Regions from separate parts of the Homo sapiens genome. Here region 1 is linked to region 2. A link is a loop called in an ENCODE intact Hi-C map of the cell type or tissue named here. Cell type or tissue: Calu3. All regions are shown on one strand. Each heading gives the region's core, and the rest is flanking DNA. Links, peaks and the distances in the headings are about the cores only.

Region 1 (9,624 bases), core at 4,122-6,621, 51 kb after region 2:
TGTGTAAATTACCTCTCTGGATGGTCTCAAGATACCAGTAGCATCTGGGGAAGACACCTGAGCCAGGTTTCCTCTGTAAATTATTTCTGGACTACTTTTTCAGGCTTAAACAATAGGCTGTCAAAATTGTCAAAAAGAGGAAGCATGTTTCTTATGGGAAACATTATTTATCATGCTCTTCTATTGTAATAAAACAAAGAGCGTCCTTCCAGAGAAGGAAGGTTGTAGTCTAGCCAAAACTGGCTTCTAAGAAAAGCTTTACCGTACTCACCCTCAAAAAGGACTCAGAAGGCCAGGTAAATGATGGCCAGAAAGTGAGATGTCCTCAGCCCAAATGTCACATGGGTTGGGATTCAACCCAATTCAACAAACAATATTCAGTACACATTTTCTGTGTGTCAGGCTTGTACTAGGTTAAGGATTGAAAGATTAACAAACAAACAAACAAAATATGGCCTCAGAGACCTCATAGTTCAGTTGAGGCATTCGGTACTTACTCAGCATGATGAGTGTTTAATAAATATATGTAAAGTTCTGTGGATCAGAGAGGACAGAATAATTGGAAATATAGAAGAAAAATTATTTCGGAAAGGCTCCCCATCCCAAAGTATATATCGTCTTTTGAACCACCTATCAAAAATCAGACTGCAGATGTGACACATCCCATTCATGTACACAAATTAGATTCAATTCAAGTTAATGTTTTAGTGCTTACAGTATGCCCACCATATCCCCAAGAAGGTTTTGATGTAGGAACATCAAATAAATATATAAGATTTAATACAATGGAAAATGACAAGGTCATTAGAAATACAAGCAAGATATGATGGAAATATACAGGGAGTAGTAATAAAATCTGACTGGGAGATATAGAAGTCCTCACTGGGGCATACTGGTATTTAGGATGTTTAGTTCATGCCTCCCCATAGTGGCTGTGGACTCTGCACCTGTGTTTATATGGGATTCTGGATCTAATTGGTCAGATCCAGAGGTCTTAGGGGAAATGACACAATGGCTGGGTCATTAAATTTTCCTAGGAATTTAGAATTGAGAACTAAGGATGCTAGGCTGCTGAATGGTGGCTTTGTTGATGGTAAGATATTAAGGAGGCTGCTGTAGCCATGTTTGGGTTTTGGGAGCAGATAAGTGAAGCAATGCTGGGATGAGGGAGTCAGAGGTTGGGGTGGGGTGGGGGAAGACAGGAGAGAGATGGGGAGAGAGAGGAGAATGGCTGTGAAGGAAGAGATAGGAAGTGAAAACAAGGGAAGAGAAGACTGAAACAGACACAGAGAGATGCAGGTATTGTTGAGAAATCTTTGCTTGTAAGTTCCCAAATTCACTTTGAGCTTGTTAACCTGAAAAGAAGCCTTTATTATGAGGATCCAGGGTATAAGAATATCACAGAACCTAAGGGCAGAGACTGGAACTGCCTGAATCCGGAAGAGATTGCAACAAGAAACTGAAAAGCTGTCAGGACCTGGCCAGTTCTCACCACATTCTGGCTTTATTCTCTCCTGCTTGCAGATTGGTTTTCTCTACTAGTTGGTTCACCTTGTAGGTACAAGATGGGTCACCCCATTATTTTCCAGGTTTATATTTCTCTTGATACAGTAGGCCAGACTGAACCAGGATCTAACTTTTAGTCTTACTTCTAAATTCTAATTGCCCCAGATATATCAGGTATCTCTTCCTGATCTAATAACTGTGGCCCTGAAGTAAGAACAGGGTGATAGAGCCTGCACATGGCTGTTGAGGCCTCCTTCCTGTGTGAGGGGTGCAATAAAGAGGTAAGTCTTAACTGAGAAGCCACATTCAAAATTTTGTGCTATAACTAAAGTGCCACAGGTCAGGGAGCACTGACTCTCAGTTCCTGTTTGCATTTCCTTTGTGAAGGCCTTCCCATTCTTCCTGAGAGATGCCGATTCCTTATATAAGTCTCACTTTACTTAAGCTAGAGTGAGTTTCTATTTCTTACAACAAAAGAGCCTTCACTAAGATTTCGGTAGTCAGAGAAGAGATGAAAGAGGGCATTCCAAATTCAGGCAATAGCATGAATATAAGCATGGGAGTGAGGAAGTTCATGATTGAATGGATAGAATTCTCCAAATGGGGATTGCAGAATAGGGTGTCTGAAGGGATGGTGTGGAAATTGGGGCTGGAAAGGTGGTTTGAAGACTGTTGACACTGACCTTGGTAATTTCTCTCTTGGTAGTTTGGAGGAGGCAGTGGGAGCCTGGCAGATTTTTGAATAGCAGAATGATGGTTTCTGATCAGCGTGTTGGTGTTCTGTCTTCTTAGAGAGTGACAAGCACATTATATCTGCCCTAAATTTGATGGTAGTTGGACTGTGATGGATGAAATTCTACTTTTAAATCAAGTGGAATTGTGCCCTAAAATAATCACAGAGGCCTCATTTGCTGGCAGTTTGCCAAAAAGTACTGGGTGCTTGTAATCGATGCTATTGACACCACACCTAGATCCCCTTTACCTGCTGCTGCACCTGGTCTCCAGCTGCTGCAAGTGCTAGAGCCAACGGCTTGGCTTAATGTCTGTTACCTTCTTGGGAGTCACCTCACTGGGAGATATGTAGGAACTTCCACTGCTCAACCCCTATGGCCCATGACTGAATGACTTATGCGGGGGAGTCTAAGAGTCTGGCCCCTTTGCTGCAAGGTGGGGCAAGGCTGCTGGATGATTGATGCTCCAGACCCACACTGGACCAGGTCATGCTGGATGTTACCTGAGGCTACATTCCTACTCAGCATCTTCCCTTTCCAAACTGTCCTGCTTCTCCCGCTAGCCTACAGGATTCTCCTGAAGAACCTGCCCTCAACAGATCACAGGCAACCAAACCCCTTTCTCAAGCCCCTGCATCAAGGCAACCTGCCCTAAGAGAGTACCATTTATTTCAATAGACATCCAAAGTTACACAGGTTTCTATGTTTCTACCTCTATACGGCATAGTGGTCAAGAGCTCAGATTCTGGAATAAGACCATCCTGCACTGGAATCTTGGCCCTGTCACATAGTAGCTTCTAGTCTGGGCAGATTGCTTAGTCCCACAAAATCTAAATAGGGTAAGAATAGTACTTTGGGTTGATGTGAGGATTAGATGAGATAATATACATGATGCTCTTGGCCCAGTACCCATACCAAGTAAAGAACTCATTAGCCACTATTATCATTATTTCTGGTTATCTCTTTAATAGAGCTAGTGCATGTAGTTGCACAGGTTGCACACTGCATCAAGGTCCCTATCTAAGGGTAGCTGCAGGGGTAGATCTGCATGGCTGGCACATTTGTTGATTCACACTGGGTCTTGAGAAGCAAAAATAGCAGGCAAAGACTATCACAGTTAGCCTGAGACAGCCGAGAATACCCAGTGCTTTTCCTGCAGAGAGATTGCCACACAAAGGGCTCTTTGCTATGCGGAGCTCCACGTCAATCTCCCATCCATACCCCAAGCTGCTGTCCATGGAGGTGCATTCTCACCCCTTTGGCCTTTGCTTGTCAACCCAGTCCAGGAAATGGTAGCAGTCCTGTCTTCCAGTTCACAGAAGTGATGGTTTAGAGCCATGGAGCTGAATAAATGGCTATGTTCAGCCAACATTTGTCAATCCCCAGGAATAGCTTCCTATTTTGTCAGAAGATTCCATCCATGTGGCCAGACACTGGCATAAGAGGCTGAAATGCCCCAGTGGTTGGAAACTATGGGATGGGGAGAGATCGTTGGGCGGTAACGTGACCATATTTCTGTGGCATGAGCTGGTACAAGCCAGCACTGGGGGAAACCAGGCCATCGGGAGAACGTTCACAGATCTGGCTGGCAAGTGCTTTGTATATGGAAAAATACACCTTTTCATAGAAGTAACTTGATCTGAAGAGTATCATAGAGTTGCTGTAGTGATAGAGCAAATGATCCCATATTCCAGTACATGAGAGACCTGTTCTCTTGTGTCCCTTCTGGCCAGCCCGCCTTCCCACAGCAGCCCCACCAATGAAATGAAAAAAATCCCTGGAACACTCTAGCTCACAGACTTCAGGACTCGACTTGCACCTGACTAGGGTCCCATCTGAGGTAATACATGAGAAAATTTGGCCTAACTGCTGAACTATTTCTTCTGAAGGGACACAACCACAGCAAGCTAAGCATTTCCAGATACCCAGTCAGAGAATTCAAAGAATGCTAGCTGTATCAGACATTTGCTCCCAAACGGGGATTGCAGGATAGGGATGGTGTGGAAATTGGGGCTGGAAAGGTGGTATGAAGATGGTTGACATTGACCTTAGAAATTCCCCTCTTGGTAGTTTGCTCTCTTATGTGGGGCACCGGGGTACAAGGGGTGTCTTCAACCTCATTGCTCCTGAGCTCTTCAGCCTCTGGCGACAGAGCATGCAGATTGTCTGTCAGTGTCATCAGAGCTGGATGCAAGTCCTCTGGAAGGTGTCCACAGAGCCCCGGGCAGGAAGCCACCTGGTTCCAGGGTGGTCAGGATGCAGTGTCCTTCAGTCTGGATTACTTGCTTAACAACCCAGATTTGTACATCCTTTTGAAAGAAGAAAGCTTGTTTTGGTCTTTGCAAACATGCTGTGTGACATATGAGTCCTTCTAAGTGGCTGGCACACTGAGTGGAAACAAAGCCATAGCTGAGAGTGGGTTGGGGAGTGTCTAGAGAGCCCCCCTTCCTCATGCTTGCACCGAGTATAAGAGCCTAAAACTCTCTCACAAGTGGGACTGGAAATTGGAAAGTCTTTTTCCTCACTTCACATAGAAGTCTTTTTATACCAAGGTTCAGGGCAAGTAGACTAACCCCATGGAACAAAAGTCCAAGTTCTGCTGGGGAGAGGGGAAAAGAGTCAAACCTGCTTGGAATCAGTTCACTGGCATAGATCTGCATTTTACTGTGAGCCAAAATCCTGTGAAGTCTCAGGGGCGATGAAGTCCAATTAAAACAGAGCTCAGGCACCGGAAGAGGCCAACAGACATGTGTAATTGTGAGAACCAGGACTTTAGTGGGGAAAGAAAAAAAAAAAAATCCAAGGAGAAGCCAAGGCCAATGATCAGAACTGCTAATTTTTACCAACCTAATCATTAATGAATACTATGTTTCTGAAAAGAATGTTAAGAGAATAATTGTATTTCAAGGGCTTAAAAACTGCTAAACTCTGAAGTTGTACAATTTGTGCAAATTAATATGATAAAAAGAGACAATTAAGGTTTATAATTAACAGATAAATACAAATGATCTGGTGAAGACAATCTAAGTTTCTGCTCTGTCTTATGAAGCAGTGTAATTGATTTTTATAAATGCTAATTTACAGTACATGCTCTGTTAACCATTAACACAGAGAAAAGAACGTGGAGTAAATGAAAGTCAAGGAGGGATATGAGCCAAGAAACTTAACAAACTAGATCTAGCCAAGGAGAAAAAATAGAAAAATATGTCAAATGTTGGAATGTGGCTTTGAAAAGAGAAAATATATTATCAGACAACAATCTTCCTTCCATATTCCCTTGATTGTCCAGCCCTGTGGAGAGAAAAAAAAATCCCTCAACAATCTATACAAATGCAGTTTAAATTTTTCTCTGTTTTTACACCATGCAAAACTGGCTATCTGGGTTTTGCTGAAATTCGCAGGGTAAGGGTCAAATGGCCTGACTCAAGATATACGTCTCATTATGTAAATAAAATGCACTTTGGGAGGGAAGAAGTTTCCCCAGCAAGAGCAGCTGAACTGTCTAGAGAAAGTCCTGTGTCACTTCTGATCAGGAGAAGCCTGCTATATGTAATCAGATGCTGTGGACAGAGAATACCAATGGTGATCTTAAGTGAACCCCAAACCGACGCACAATGGCTGATGCTCCAGACAGCAGGCAACTTGGGACTGAGCTGCCTCTCACGTGGGCAACTTGTGCAAGTGGGCTCCGGGATGGGCACTGGTAGAGAGTCATTTACGTATATAATGGTGGTTAGCGAGTCTCATGAGCTACTCCAGGAGGCCAGACAGTTCACAACAAAGTATTCCTTTTCAGATGGGGAAGAAATGATTACATAAGCAAAGGGAAGTAAGAGAGACTGAGAAAAAGGAGAGAGGGAGAGAAGGGTTGCTTTGTATGTCCCCATTAGACTGTATGCCTCTACATACATTTGTGTCTTGTACATTCTTATTCTTTGTACCCAGCACAATGTTCTTCTTATGATAGAATCTGGAAAAATATTTGTATTTTGATAATGAAAATAGAGATCTGGCAATTCATATTTTTTACAAAAAGGAAGCCTGCAAAGATGACTTTATTTTAAATTGGAAGTATGAGATCCTAGAGATTTTTACCTGAGTATGGTTAACACTCTGCTTTTGAGTTTTCAAGTTGAAATCAGCAAGAGAAAAAGGAAAACTGGATGAAGAGAGCATCAAAGGATGTCTGGAGAGGAGTATCATCATTCTAAGGCCTTAGATCTGGGGAAGTCAGGAACTGTCTTTTCAGTTACTGCTCCTTCCAGTCACGCTCCATTAACCTGTTCCCAGTGAGTTAGGAGCCCCTCCAAGCATTTCCAAATGTAACTTGCTGGTGAATGTGATGTCTTCCTTGATGCTTCTGAAATTCCTAATCTACAAAACCAACTGTTCTTTCAAAATACATTTTTTTGGTTTCTTCTGTTTGTTACCTTTTGATAATCATATTGGAATTGTACATTTTAAAATTCTTAAAATCTGTTAACAAAAGGAAAGGTAAGAAGTGGATTCTAGAAGCTAAAACAGAAAGTACTTTTTTTTTTTTTTTTTTTTTTTTGAGATGGAGTTTCTCTCTTGTTGCCCAGGCTGGGGTGCAATGGTGCAATCTTGGCTCACTGCAACCTCTGCCTCCCAGGTTCAAGCAATTCTCCTGCCTCAGCCTCCTGAGTAGCTGGGATTACAGGCACGCGCCACCATGCCTGGCTGATTTTATATTTTTAATAGAGACAGGGTTTCTCCATGTTGGTCTGGCTGGTCTCGAACTCCCCACCTTAGGTGATCCACCCACCTCAGCCTCCCAAAGTGCTGGGATTACAGGTGTGAGCCACCTCGCCCGGCCCTGCAGAAAGTACTTTTATCATTCTAGTCTGCCTTCTTATTAAGCAGGAAATAAATGCATGGTATAGACTAAGACTCTCCAATGGAGATATAAATGTAATTTTAAGTTTTCTAATAGCCCCATTGAAAAAGAAAAAGACACAGGTAAAAGGAATTTTTAAAATGTTTAACTCAATATATCAAAAATATTTTAATACATAATCAGTATAAAATTATTAATGAAATAATGTATATTTTATGTTGTCTTCAAAATCTGGTATATATTTTACAGTTACAGCACACCTCAAATGGCACTAGCCACATTTCAAAAACCCAGATTACATGTGGCTAGTAGTTGATGGCTGCTATTTATACAACACAGAGAGAGGGGGAGAGAGAGAGAGCAAAAGAGAGAGAGAGAGAGATCCAAAAATATATCTGTCAGGGTCCTATTGGTTCTTATTCCAATAAAAAACATTTAAGGGTTATGATGGAGGTGAATTTGAAACTCTAGTCATAATATTTATTTTATAGTATAAATAATGCCTAATTGGTACAAATACTATAAGCTGAACAATTATATCTCACCAATAATAAATTCCTTGGATCTGCCAAAACTAAGTTAAGAGACTTGCTGAGCATATCCTTAGCCAATCATATGTTTATCTTGAGGCATTAACCAAAGGCTCTACTCAGAATAAAGTGCCCTATTCATGCACTGGAGTCACAAGTATACTTTTCTACTTTCAGAAAATCTTGTGGGCCAAATAATGCAGCTAGATGTGGTACAGCAAAGGCCAAAGTATGGTTTCAGTCCATATATGTGCCACATGCCCACGGGGCAGTGCTCCTTTTCAAGGGAACTATGCTTCCTGTTTAACCCATGACATTTGTCTTACAGCAGCTACCAGGAGGCAGCCTGAACGTGTCAGGGCCTGGGCACGACACTTGCCTTTCTTGGAGGAGTGATTTGAAGCCATAGTGGAAGACTGAGCCTCTATAAAAAATGAACGAGGACACTCTTAATGGACAGATACAAAACAAGCCCCAGGAGAAAGTAAGTGAAAAGAGCAATTGCAGAATAGTGTGTATAATATGTTAGCAATTGTGTAAAATGGAAGGAAGTGTATATGCTTGTTATGCATAGATTCTCCCTGGAAGATCACAGAAGAAGCAGGCAATGTTGATTGCCTTCAAGGAAGGAGAGGGGTGAGTGATAAGAATTTTCCCTTATAATCTTTGTTCTTTAGAATTTTTCACCAGGTGATTTATTATGTTTAATATATGTATAATTCCTTTCAAGTTTTGTGCCATGTGAATGTATATAAAATAATGTTTAAAAATTTAACAGTATTTGAAATGAGTAAATGAGTCAAGATCATAAGAAAAGGCGTGGCCTAGTGAGGGTGAGTATGTCATGTCTTGGAGTTGAAAGTGGAATATAGAACTAAGTGTTTAACTAGACCCAAGACCAAAGAAGGGAGTTATGAGAGGAGAAATATCCCCACATACTCTTTTAAAAATCGGACAAACAATTATAATTCAGCAATCCCTTCCTAGGTGCTTAGTTTGTGCCCGTCAGCAGGCAAGCCAGCATGCCCACACAGTCTTCATCTCATGAACTCTGATAGAGATGCAAAGAAGCATCCCTTGTAAAACGTGTGTGACAACAAGAAGATGTCATATTGTCGACACAGCAGTATCAGCATTACACACGAAACCTGGTGATCAAATAAACGGCCTTGTAAAATAAGTGGGTGTCGGTGTTGCCTCGTACCTCACTGAGCTGTCACTATTGGTAAAGTATTTGATAGAGGTGAGAGTCCCAACCTCTACTCTTGGGAACAATACCATTTCTCTGGAAATCAATCCAATAGAATCAATTCTTTCAGCAAAGATGTAGTATAGCTTCTATGTGCTGGCACAGAGGGGAACACAGAGGACACACAGATTAAGCTCAGCAAGGGCCCTGCCCACGAGGAGCTGGTGGTGTTCACAGGGTGATAAATATGTAACCAATACTGTTTCAGAAAGCAATGGAAGTGCAGAAGAGGGTAGATAATTCTGCCTGAGGGGAGAGGGGGAAGCTTTAAGAAGTAGTGGGGAACTACATGTAGATGAATAAGTAGAAGTTTTCGTGGCCAGGGAGCAAGAAAAATTATTTTAGGCAGAGTATTGTACAAAGAAGGTAGAGGCATGAATACCAGGCCTATTTGAGAAAGGGGGACTCTGGCTAGACCAGAGCACAGGATGCTGGAGGGTAGAGAGGTGAGGCTGGAAGGCAGCCTGGGACTTTTGAGAGGGGTCATGATGATTCTGCTGAAGAGCTTGGGCTTTTTCCCTAGGCAGTGAAGAGCTACAAAGGACGTGAAACACGGGATAGTGGTAGCACAGTGCAAGGCTTCAGGTGGAGCAAGTGCACCAGAGACAGAGCCCAGAGGAGGCTGTGGCCACAGCCAAAGGAGGACGAGGAGCAGGAGGATCCAACAGTTTGCAGGGCAGGGGTTTTGGGTCTGACAAGCAATGGACTGGGTGGAAGAGTCACAGGGAAGGATGGGCCATGCTGTAGCTG
Region 2 (9,624 bases), core at 2,855-5,354:
CGTCATGAAATGTCTTTTCTCGTGGGCCACATGCTCTAATATTTGGGCTAATTCTAGTCTTATGCTATAAGAAATCACTTAGTCTACAGTTTTGTGGACTTAGTTCAGAAGTGGATGCTTTTGGAGACGAATGTAAGGTCCTCCTCTGAACCTCATTTTCCCATTTGCAAGGATTCGTTCTGTCTATTTCTATTTCTAATGGTTTTCAAAGTGTGATTCTGGGAACAGTAGCATTGGTATCACCTGGGAACTTGTTAGAAATGCAAATTTCTGAGCCCCACTCCAGACCTTCTAAATCAGAAACTCTGAGGATGGGGTGTAGCAATGTGTTTTAGCCAGTCCTCCAGGTATTTCGGATGCATGCTGATGTTTGTGCACACCTGCTGTAAGGAGTCCCTCAGATATGTATGGGGGAAAAGTGAGGATAGATTACTCAGGAAACATTGAACCCTTACGATGTTTATTAATAGCTGAGTGATATATGCTGGGGTTACAATGAAGAAAACATGGTTCTTCTCTCAAGCTGTTTATAATTTAGTGGGAAAACAGGCATACTTACAATGCTAAATGGAATAACTACTCCTTGAAAATACTAATTCTGCCTAGAAAGAAGGGAGGAGAAAGGCTTATAGGGTGGTGGGGAACATTTGAGCAGAGTCTTGAAGGATGAGAAGATTTAATGAGGCAGAGAAGGGCTTGTAGCTTTTATTATTTATTTTTACTTATTTATTTTTTTGAGATCAAGGCTCATTCTGTTACCCAGGCTGGAGTGCAGTGGCATGGTCAGGGCTCATTGCAACCTCAACCTCCCAGGCTCAAGTGATCCTTCCACCTTAGCTTTCTGAGTAGCTAGGACTACAGGCCTGTGCCACTATGCCCGGCTAATTTTTGTATTTTTTGTGGAGACAGGGTTTCAGCATGTTGCCCAGGCTTGTCTTGAACTCATGGGCTCAAGTGATCTGCCCGCATCGGCCTCCTAAAGTGTTAAGATTACAGGTGTGAGACACCACGCCGGGCCTGCTTGTAGCTTTTAAATGTTGTTTAATATTGCCAGAGAGTTTTGTCCACCTCAAACCATCAAGGAGCCAAACATATTGAGAGAGATTGAGTTTTCTTTCCCCTACATTTGGTTAAAGACATGGGCTTTGAGAATCACTTATTGAGAGGGAAAATCTGGCTAGCCTTGGACTTTTGCTCAGTGCCAATAGTCAATGAAGTAATGTCTACAAATTTCTGAGGAAAAGAGTGACTCAAAAATATTATATCCAGCCAAGGAGTTGGTCAAATATAAAGATAACAGGTAAACATTCTTATGTATTGACCCAAGAATTACAGGGTGTACAAACACTTCTTGGAAAAAAAGTTAGTGACAAGATGAAGCCACACAAGAGGTAAAAATAAAGGACAAAGTGAAGGACTCAGGAATGAAACAGTCACAGTAAAAGACTGGTAGTGGGCATTCAATTCATGTAAATGTAAGAACTAAGTCTAAACAAAAGTAGAAAATGGTAACAGAATAGAGAATTAATGTTATAATCCTTATCAGGGAATATGGGTGGGAGTGTGAGAGTACCAATTTCCTCATCTTTCTTAGCAGAAAGTTTTTTTGTTTTTTGAATGACTAGCCACTTTATTTTTTTTAATATTTTTTTTCTTAACGTAGAAGGCTCTTTTAAGAAATAATAACTTTACTGGCAAGGAAACGTTTATTTGAAGTTTATTCTCCTTCACTTTCTTCAGTTTCTTTATCCTTTTTTAAGTAAAACAAAGTTTTCTAACTTTCCAAAAATTAAAGCTAGCTAATATAGAATAATCTCATTTTAATTAGCTTATTTCTTTTCTTCCCTTCCATTGATCCATCCATCTTTCTATCCATTCTTGGCTAATTTCTTTTACTCTCATGGTTTTAATTTAATTTAATTTTATTATTATTATACTTTAAGTTTTAGGGTACATGTGCACAATGTGCAGGTTTGTTACATATGTATACATGTGCCATGCTGGTGTGCTGCACCCATTAACTCGTCATTTAGCATTTGGTATATCTCCAAATGCTATCCCTCCCCCCTCCCCCCACCCCACAACAGTCTCCGGAGTGTGATGTTCCCCTTCCTGTGTCCACGTGTTCTCATTGTTCAATTCCCACCTGTAAGTGAGAACATGCGGTGTTTGGTTTTTTGTCCTTGTGATAGCTTACTCTCATGGTTTTAACTATTATCTCTTTGATCACGATGTTCAAATATTTATTTATTTATTTTTTTTTAGAGATGGAATCTCACTCTGTCACTGAGGCTGGAGTGCAATGGCACAATCATAGCTCACTGCAGCCTCAAACTCCTGGGCTCAAGTGATCCTCCTGCCTCAGCCTCCTGAGTTGTTGGGATTACAGGCTCACACCATCACACCCAGCTAGTTTATTTTTATTTTTGTAGTGATGGGCTCTCCCTGTGTTGTACAGGCTGGTCTCAAACTCCTGGCCTCAAGTGATCCTCCCACCCCAGCCTCCTGAGTTGTTGGGATGGCAGGTAGGAGCCACTGCACCTGGCTCAAGTATTTATCCCTGATGATTCTTCTGAGTTGCAGAATTATGTATACAATAGCCCACTGGATGGACAGCTCCACTTGGATGTCCAATGGACACTTCAACATGTTCAGAACAAGACTCATTTTCTTCAGCTTCCAAATCCAAATTTGCTGCTCCTCTTATATTTTCTATCCTGGTTCATGATATTACCATCAACTTGGTCATCCAAGCCAGAAACTTGGAATCATCTTAGATTCCTTATCTCTTCATCCTTCTCATCCAATCAACCATTAACACCGCATCCAAGCCAGAAACTTGGAATCACTCTTGATTTCTCATCTCTCTTTCAAGCTTCCCATCCAACCGGTCAACATCGCTTCCTAAATATTTACTTTTCCCTCTTCTCCTTATCCTAGCTATCCTTGATCTAGGACAGAGCCTCACCAGGGTCTTTGATAATAACTTCAAACTTGTCTGTAGGCCTTCTTGGCTTTTCTTTATATTCACTTCCATTGTTTATATTCCTGCCAGAATGATCTTTCTAAAATGCAAGTTTATCTTGTTATTCCCCAGCTAGCATCCTTCAAAGGTTCCCTATTTCCCTAAGGATAAATTGCAGGCTACTTAAATACACCATCTTCTGTCTCTGGACTAATAGGCAATAGGCACTATTTTTATCCCTGACATGCTGTGATGTGGACAGCTGCTGGTTCTTCTGCTTATAATTGTTTTGTGTCTGTTATGGCCTGGATGACACTTGCTTATTTGTTGAAACACAGCTCAAGGGTCACTTCAGGAAGTTTTCCCAGACCTTGGACTAAGGTTTTCTCCTCTGTACTCAGTAGCACCTTTCACATATCTCAGTTGTAGCACTGAGCATTTAAGAACTGTTTATGTGCTGGTCTCTCCTACTATCACTGCAAGTTCCTCCATGTTAGGAACTGTGTGTGTGTGTGTGTGTGTGTGTGTGTGTGTCTGTGTGTGTTCGTTCACAGTGCCTACTGTACAGCATGGCACATAGTAGGTTTACAAAGACTATTGAAGTGAACTAAGCAATCCTGGTACATCTTTCTATCAATGCCATATGTACTCCCTCTCTCCCTTGGGCACAATTGGATAAACACCAAATTCAATAGTGCTCCATTTTTCTGAACTCTGGGCAGACTGCCTTCCTTCTGTGGACACATTCTTTCTTCAGATATGTTAATACTATTGATTAAGTCACAGCTTTCTTTTAGAGCAATCACATTCCAGTCATGTCTCTGTAGGCTGCATCCTAGACTCTTTAATTAGATTTCTTCATTCCTTCATTCATTAGTTCACTTATTCTATTCATGGACGGCTGTATGTTTAAAAGGCATCTACTAGGTTTTTAGTAAAACAGTGCCCTTTGTATTGGTGGCCCTCATTGTGGGGCACAAAGTGTGAGCCCAGTGGATGCTTCAGTGGGTGGGATGTGTGCATAAGGTAGGCACCAATAGCAGGGGAGGACAAGAGTCCTGAATGCTAAGTCCAGCCTCAGGCAAATTCCTCAGATTCTTGAGAACGGTCTAGCACAGAGGTTCATATCTCTAGTTTTGGAGGGAGGCAGGCTTATTTTTGAATTTTCAAGTTAACAGCTGAGTGGACAGTTTCCTTACTTGTGAAACTCTTCATCTGTTAAATGAGGTTAAGAGCAGGACTAACATAGGTTTGTTTTGAGAATTAAAAAAAGACAATGTTGAAAAGTGCAAGGCAGATGACAAGCATGTGACAAATGGTAGTCAACCTTATCAACCTCATCATCATCATCATTTAACAACAATGAATGCTCTTAGTCTGGACTTACACTGACCATTGGTTGGTTCCTCCCCAAATTGGGATGCGATTTAGTCAGCAGTGATAGGAGCCTGAGAAAGACCTCGTGGACATCCCAGGCACCAGTTGCCTTTTCTGCTTCTGTTAGGAAATGCATTGAGTTTTTAGGGACTCTGTTTATACAGAGATTATTTAGCATTTTTATTCTCTGAAGGTGCTGGCATAGCTTCAGCCTGTATTCTAAAGGGAAGGCGGTTAGCTGTGCCTTTCTTTGTTTGTCGGGAACATTTCTGTAGATAAGCACCCTGCACAGTAAATAAAATGCATTGTTATTACATTGCCTAGCAATTTACCTGTAACAGACGGCTGTGCCTGCTATAATGACATGATAGCTAATCCATACCCCTGCATGATTTTATCTTCCACGGAAGGAGGCTGGCAAGTTTAAAGGGGACACCCTCAAAGATCAGCCAGGGGAAACTACTTCTGGTTTCTGTGAGTACGCCAAAAGTCCGGTGCCCAGATTTTGAAAGAATGCTTAATTTCAGGATCAATTACCTTAAGCTTCCCATAAGTAGGTTCTACCTAAAGCTTCTGTGGAAAAGCAGTTTGATTTAATTAAGGAAGTCTCTCAGTCCTTGAGTCTGTGCTTAATACAGAGGTTAATTTTTTTTTCTTACTGCATTAGAAGTTTTGGATATGCAAATAGCCTATCATCCAACTTGCCTTAGAAGTAAATAACAATTGCCTTTTGCAGTGGACAAATAACACTGCTTTTGTTTATTTAGCTTCCTGTATGCATTTGGATAAAGCCCTCAAAAAGACGTTATTATGTCCAAAGGCAAGAGCTATTTTATAACACTCTAATATTAGAGTGATACAATTTACCAAACGCCAAAACAATGTAGCGTCACCATAATTTTCAATATAAACAATAGAACTGGACTTTCAACTGTACCTTGTTTCCTGGGGTTTGCTGCTGTTTGTTTTTCTGACTAAACTAATCTGGAAGGAATGGGTTGGATTTGGACTTCTCAGGAGGCTCTGTCCCCTTCTGGAAAGGGTACAGACTTGGAGTTTAACCCAAGTTGCACTCTTGGCTTCAGCCATTAACAACCCTATGATCTTGGGCAAGTCATTTACTTTTTTGCAGTCTTTTTGTTGCTGTTGTCACAAAGCTTGTTGAAGATATTACTTGAGCATTTTTTAGGAATTACTTCTCTAAATGGTCTCAGATACCTTTCATAGCTTAAATATTTCTGGCAGTGTTAATAATAAGGAACAAGAATTGTTTCCGGCTGGGCACGATGGCTCACACCTGTAATCTCAGCACTTTGGGAGGCCGAGGTGGGTGGCTTGCTTTAGGTCAGGAGTTCGAGACCAGCCTGGCCAACGTGGTGAAACCCCATCTCTACTAAAAATACAAAAATTAGCCGGGTGTGGTGGCATGTGCCTGTAGTTCCAGCTACTGAGGAGGCTGAAGCACAAGAATCGCTGGAATCCAGGAGGCAGAGGTTGCAATAAGCTGGGATCGCACCACTGCACCCCAGCCTGGGGGACAGAGTGAGACTCTGTTTCCAAAAAAAAAAAAAAAAAATTGCAAATTTGGGAAATTTCTCATATTGGTACCAATCGCCCTTCCTCATTAATTCCTCCCTGACCTTTCTCCTATGAAAAAAATGTGCCCCCTCACATTTTAGGAGTTTAGGTAGGAGTTAGGTAGGGTGATTGCTTGCTGGTAGACTATTATATCTCTCTAATCTGTCTGTGTCTCTCCATCTCCAGCACCACCAACAGCTAACATTTATTGAAGGCTTACAGAGGGCTGAGTGCCCCACAGGCACGATCTCATTTAATCCCCACCAAAACCATGATTATTGCCATTTTACGGGTGGGGAATTTGAGGCTTAAAGGGGTGAAGCAAATTATCCAGGGTCACAGAGCTAGTTAGTATTAGACTCCTGGTCCGATCTCTCGCCAAGACTCAGGTGGAGGACTGGCAAGAGGACTAATAACTGTCTTCCCAGCTCCTTCCTTCTTTCATGTCAACCTGTTCTCCACACGAAAACAAAGTGAGCTTTTGAAAGAGAAAACTCAGCACTCCCGCGCATCATCCTCCCCCTCCACATGCTAATAATCCCCATGATCTGGCTTCTGCCCCTTTCGTTGCATCTGACACCGCCCTCCTCTTGCTCTCTGCTCTCCCTTTGTGGCTGCCTTTCAGTTCCTGTTACGTGCTTCTCGCCTGTCCTCAGAGTCTTTGTATATGTGGTTCCCTTTGTGTGGAACATTCCCCCTCCTCTTGTTGCTTGTGGTCCCAATCACATTTGCTCATCCATTCTCCTTCAACCTTCTCCTGTGATAAAAGTGCATTTCACTCCTCCTGCTGATGGAGGATGCTGCCTGCTGGTGGGCCATTTATATCACTCTGGCCTCCACTCGTTCTCCAGCTCAAAGATGCATTCATTTCTGACTTCAGATTAAGCTGGGTTCCCTTATAGCCGCTGGTGCATTTTCTTAGGCAATTATTAGGATGTATAGTTAGAAAAATATTATCCATATAATTATTTGATTAATTTCCATATCTATTCTACCCCTGACTGGAAGTTTTATGAGGATAAGGATTGTGTCCACTTTAGCTCATTTTGTATCCTCAGGGTCTAACATAACACTTGGCACATGGTATTGTTATTTACCAGGTTGGATGAAAGCTGAGCTTTAGAAACTGGGAAGGCTGGGGATCAATCCTGAGGTTTCTTAGCATTCTCTGTTCCTGGAGGAGCAAGCAGCATGTAACTGCATGCCCTCTGGCCTGTGTGTGCATGTCTGCATATGCGTGTGGCAATGTACATGCACACACACACACACAAACACACACACACACCCCTTCCCTTTCTCCATTACAGGCAGCTGAACCAGGAAGGTGAAGAATATTTTTCATGGCGTTATTTTTATGATAATCTATTTCGATGGTTAATTTGGTTTAGGACACTGATTTATCACCAGTTTATAGATCTCTCTCTCTTTTTATTGTCCTATTTGAATTATAAGGATGGCATGTGTGAAATGGAACTTCTTGGCCTATTCTGCTTCTCATGCAACCAGTGTAGTTCAGACAATAAAAAGATCTATAAAATTAATATATACACAGAGTGAGAGGGGAAAGAGAGGGACAGAGACAGAGAAAATGGGTAATGCTTTGGAATTGGATGCCACATTTATCTCTCTCCGGTGAAGTTCAGAATGAAAATTTACATGTGGAGGGGGCATAAATGAGGTATGAAGGTGTTGTCCTCTCATGTGGAAAGAAGCCTAGTAATCCTAGCTTACCTGTGTTACAAGAAAACATATTTTTCTCTTGCTTTTAGCAATTTTAAGGACTTACTATTGCTGCTCTAACTTTAGAAATATGTGCTCTAAAGGTATGACTTTAATGAAAGGAAATACCAGGCCACTTAGATTATGCATTGCCTAGTCGGCCAGGTATGTCCTAATTACATCACCGACAGGCATCTGCAATGGATATCTGCTTGTGAGTTTTTCTCTAGCACCTGGTGCACACCCAGTGCATAGTAGGTGTTCGATAAAAGTGTAACTGAACGAGCGCCAAGAAGGCATAGCTGGTTTGTTGGTCTCCTGAAGTAAGTCTGAACCTCACTGAGCCTTCACTGGGGGAGAGGAGTGGGCCCCTTTCCCCTCATGCTTTCTGGAGGTTATGCCACATGATGTGCTTTTAGGGCCAGCTCTTTCCTGCTTTTGTCTCTTGGCTTTCTTCTTGGTTTTGTTACTCTGACCACACTAGCTGTTGACCAGTTTTTTTAAAAAAGTGAGGGGGGGGTGATTTTCGTGGAGTATTTGATCCTGATAAAGTGCCTTCTGAGTGGAAAACAAACAACAACCTTCCTACCTTCTGAAGAGGTGTTTTGAATGACCAGGTGGCAGCTCCCAGATGTGATTTCACATGAGGTTCTTGGATTGACTATTTATTGCTATGCTTGAAATGATGGTTATTATTGTTACAAATATTATTATGCTGAGGAAGCCAGCTTGCAAGCACAGGCAGCTGCATTGTTTACAAACATAATTAATGAGGTGATTTTTAATATCAACAGCTCAGCACCAGCCTTCCTAAAGACTGTTTATGGCCTGGGCCACAGAGCCATTTGTAACTTCTACAGCATGTCTATGACGGGGTTGTCTCTAAGACTCATTTCCTTTGGCTGGGAACTGGTTTATTTTATGAATGACAAAAATAAACCCCTACTTGCCTACTTGTTGCTGACAAGGAATGGTTTATGTCTAAGAAGCCCAGGTCTACCAAAAGATAAACACAGGAATACTTTTCTAAGAAGTGAACGTGTATTTCTTCACAGTTAGCTTCTGTATTTATACAGAAGTCATCCAACTGAGGTGGTTGTCCTGGGGGACTGGAAAGGAATGGCACATTGTCTTTCTAAACATGGAAATGTTTCGTGTGATATGAAGCTCTCTCAATGTTGGTAATATATCAGTATTCGAAAAAAATGGCTTATCCTTCAACTAGCCTTTTGTCACCTGTGGCCTTACAATTGAGGCCTGTTACACGACCTCAGACTTTTATTCCATTTAGTTATATTTCAGTGAGGGATTTGAACAAAAGATTTTCTCTCCTCTAAATTTGGCCTGGCACAGCATTTTGAAATGGACTCTAAGACAAGCCACTCTTTCTTGATAAGTAATAGGTCGAATGCGTCCTTTTGCCTTTATTTTTTCGCTTGCTTCCCTGATTTTGAATTTTGGGGTTCTGATAGTGATTGGTAGCTGGTATATCCCAGGTTAAAGAGATGAGACTATTCCTGCGAGATGCCCACACTTGAGCACCTTCCCAAGCAAATAGATGAAAGACTCTTCCACCTGTATGATAAAATGGGAACTAATCACCTTTCTAGGCTCCGCTATATTCAACAGCAAGAAAATAGGTGCCAGTCCGATTCCTGGCTTGTTTCCTACATTTCAGAGTTTAGACAATTTAATTGTTTACTTAGACTTCTTGTCTTCTCTCCTATACACTCTAAGGGAATTATTGTTCTTCTATTCTCTCGTAACAGTGGAATTGCCTGGTTATGCCTGTTCAGTAAAAGGCAGTAAGTTAGAGAGAGATAAAAAGATTAAAATAATAAAAATGACCCAAGATAATTAAAGTCTTCGATCTTGCATTTTTCTTGTAATTCCCAGGCAAATGCCTCTGAAACATAGTTTTATGATCTTAACTCTAAGCATCCTTGTTTATTACTTTAACCCATTGCTGGCATCTCTGGAGTGAA

Evidence for each region. Peaks named below come from ENCODE experiments on the same cell type or tissue, not always from the same donor. Only the 100,000 strongest peaks of a DNase experiment are listed, where the experiment ranks them.
Region 1: a loop joins it to region 2, with 3 times the contacts of the local background. A loop is called at or near these places in 3 of 110 quality-filtered maps.

The regions. Positions count from the first base shown.
Region 1 is chr14:34,167,976-34,177,599 of GRCh38, reverse strand. It overlaps LOC102724945 (a long non-coding RNA gene), which reads left to right. Exons shown (of 9, transcript XR_001750942.2): 2 at 7,954-8,109. Among named protein-coding and RNA genes, the nearest start is that of EGLN3-AS1, 130 kb to the right of the region's middle. In Calu3, for the core only: no CTCF peak of the experiment used is centred there; no DNase peak of the experiment used is centred there.
Region 2 is chr14:34,218,028-34,227,651 of GRCh38, reverse strand. No RefSeq gene overlaps it. Among named protein-coding and RNA genes, the nearest start is that of EGLN3-AS1, 180 kb to the right of the region's middle. In Calu3, for the core only: no CTCF peak of the experiment used is centred there; a DNase peak (open chromatin) is centred at 4,011.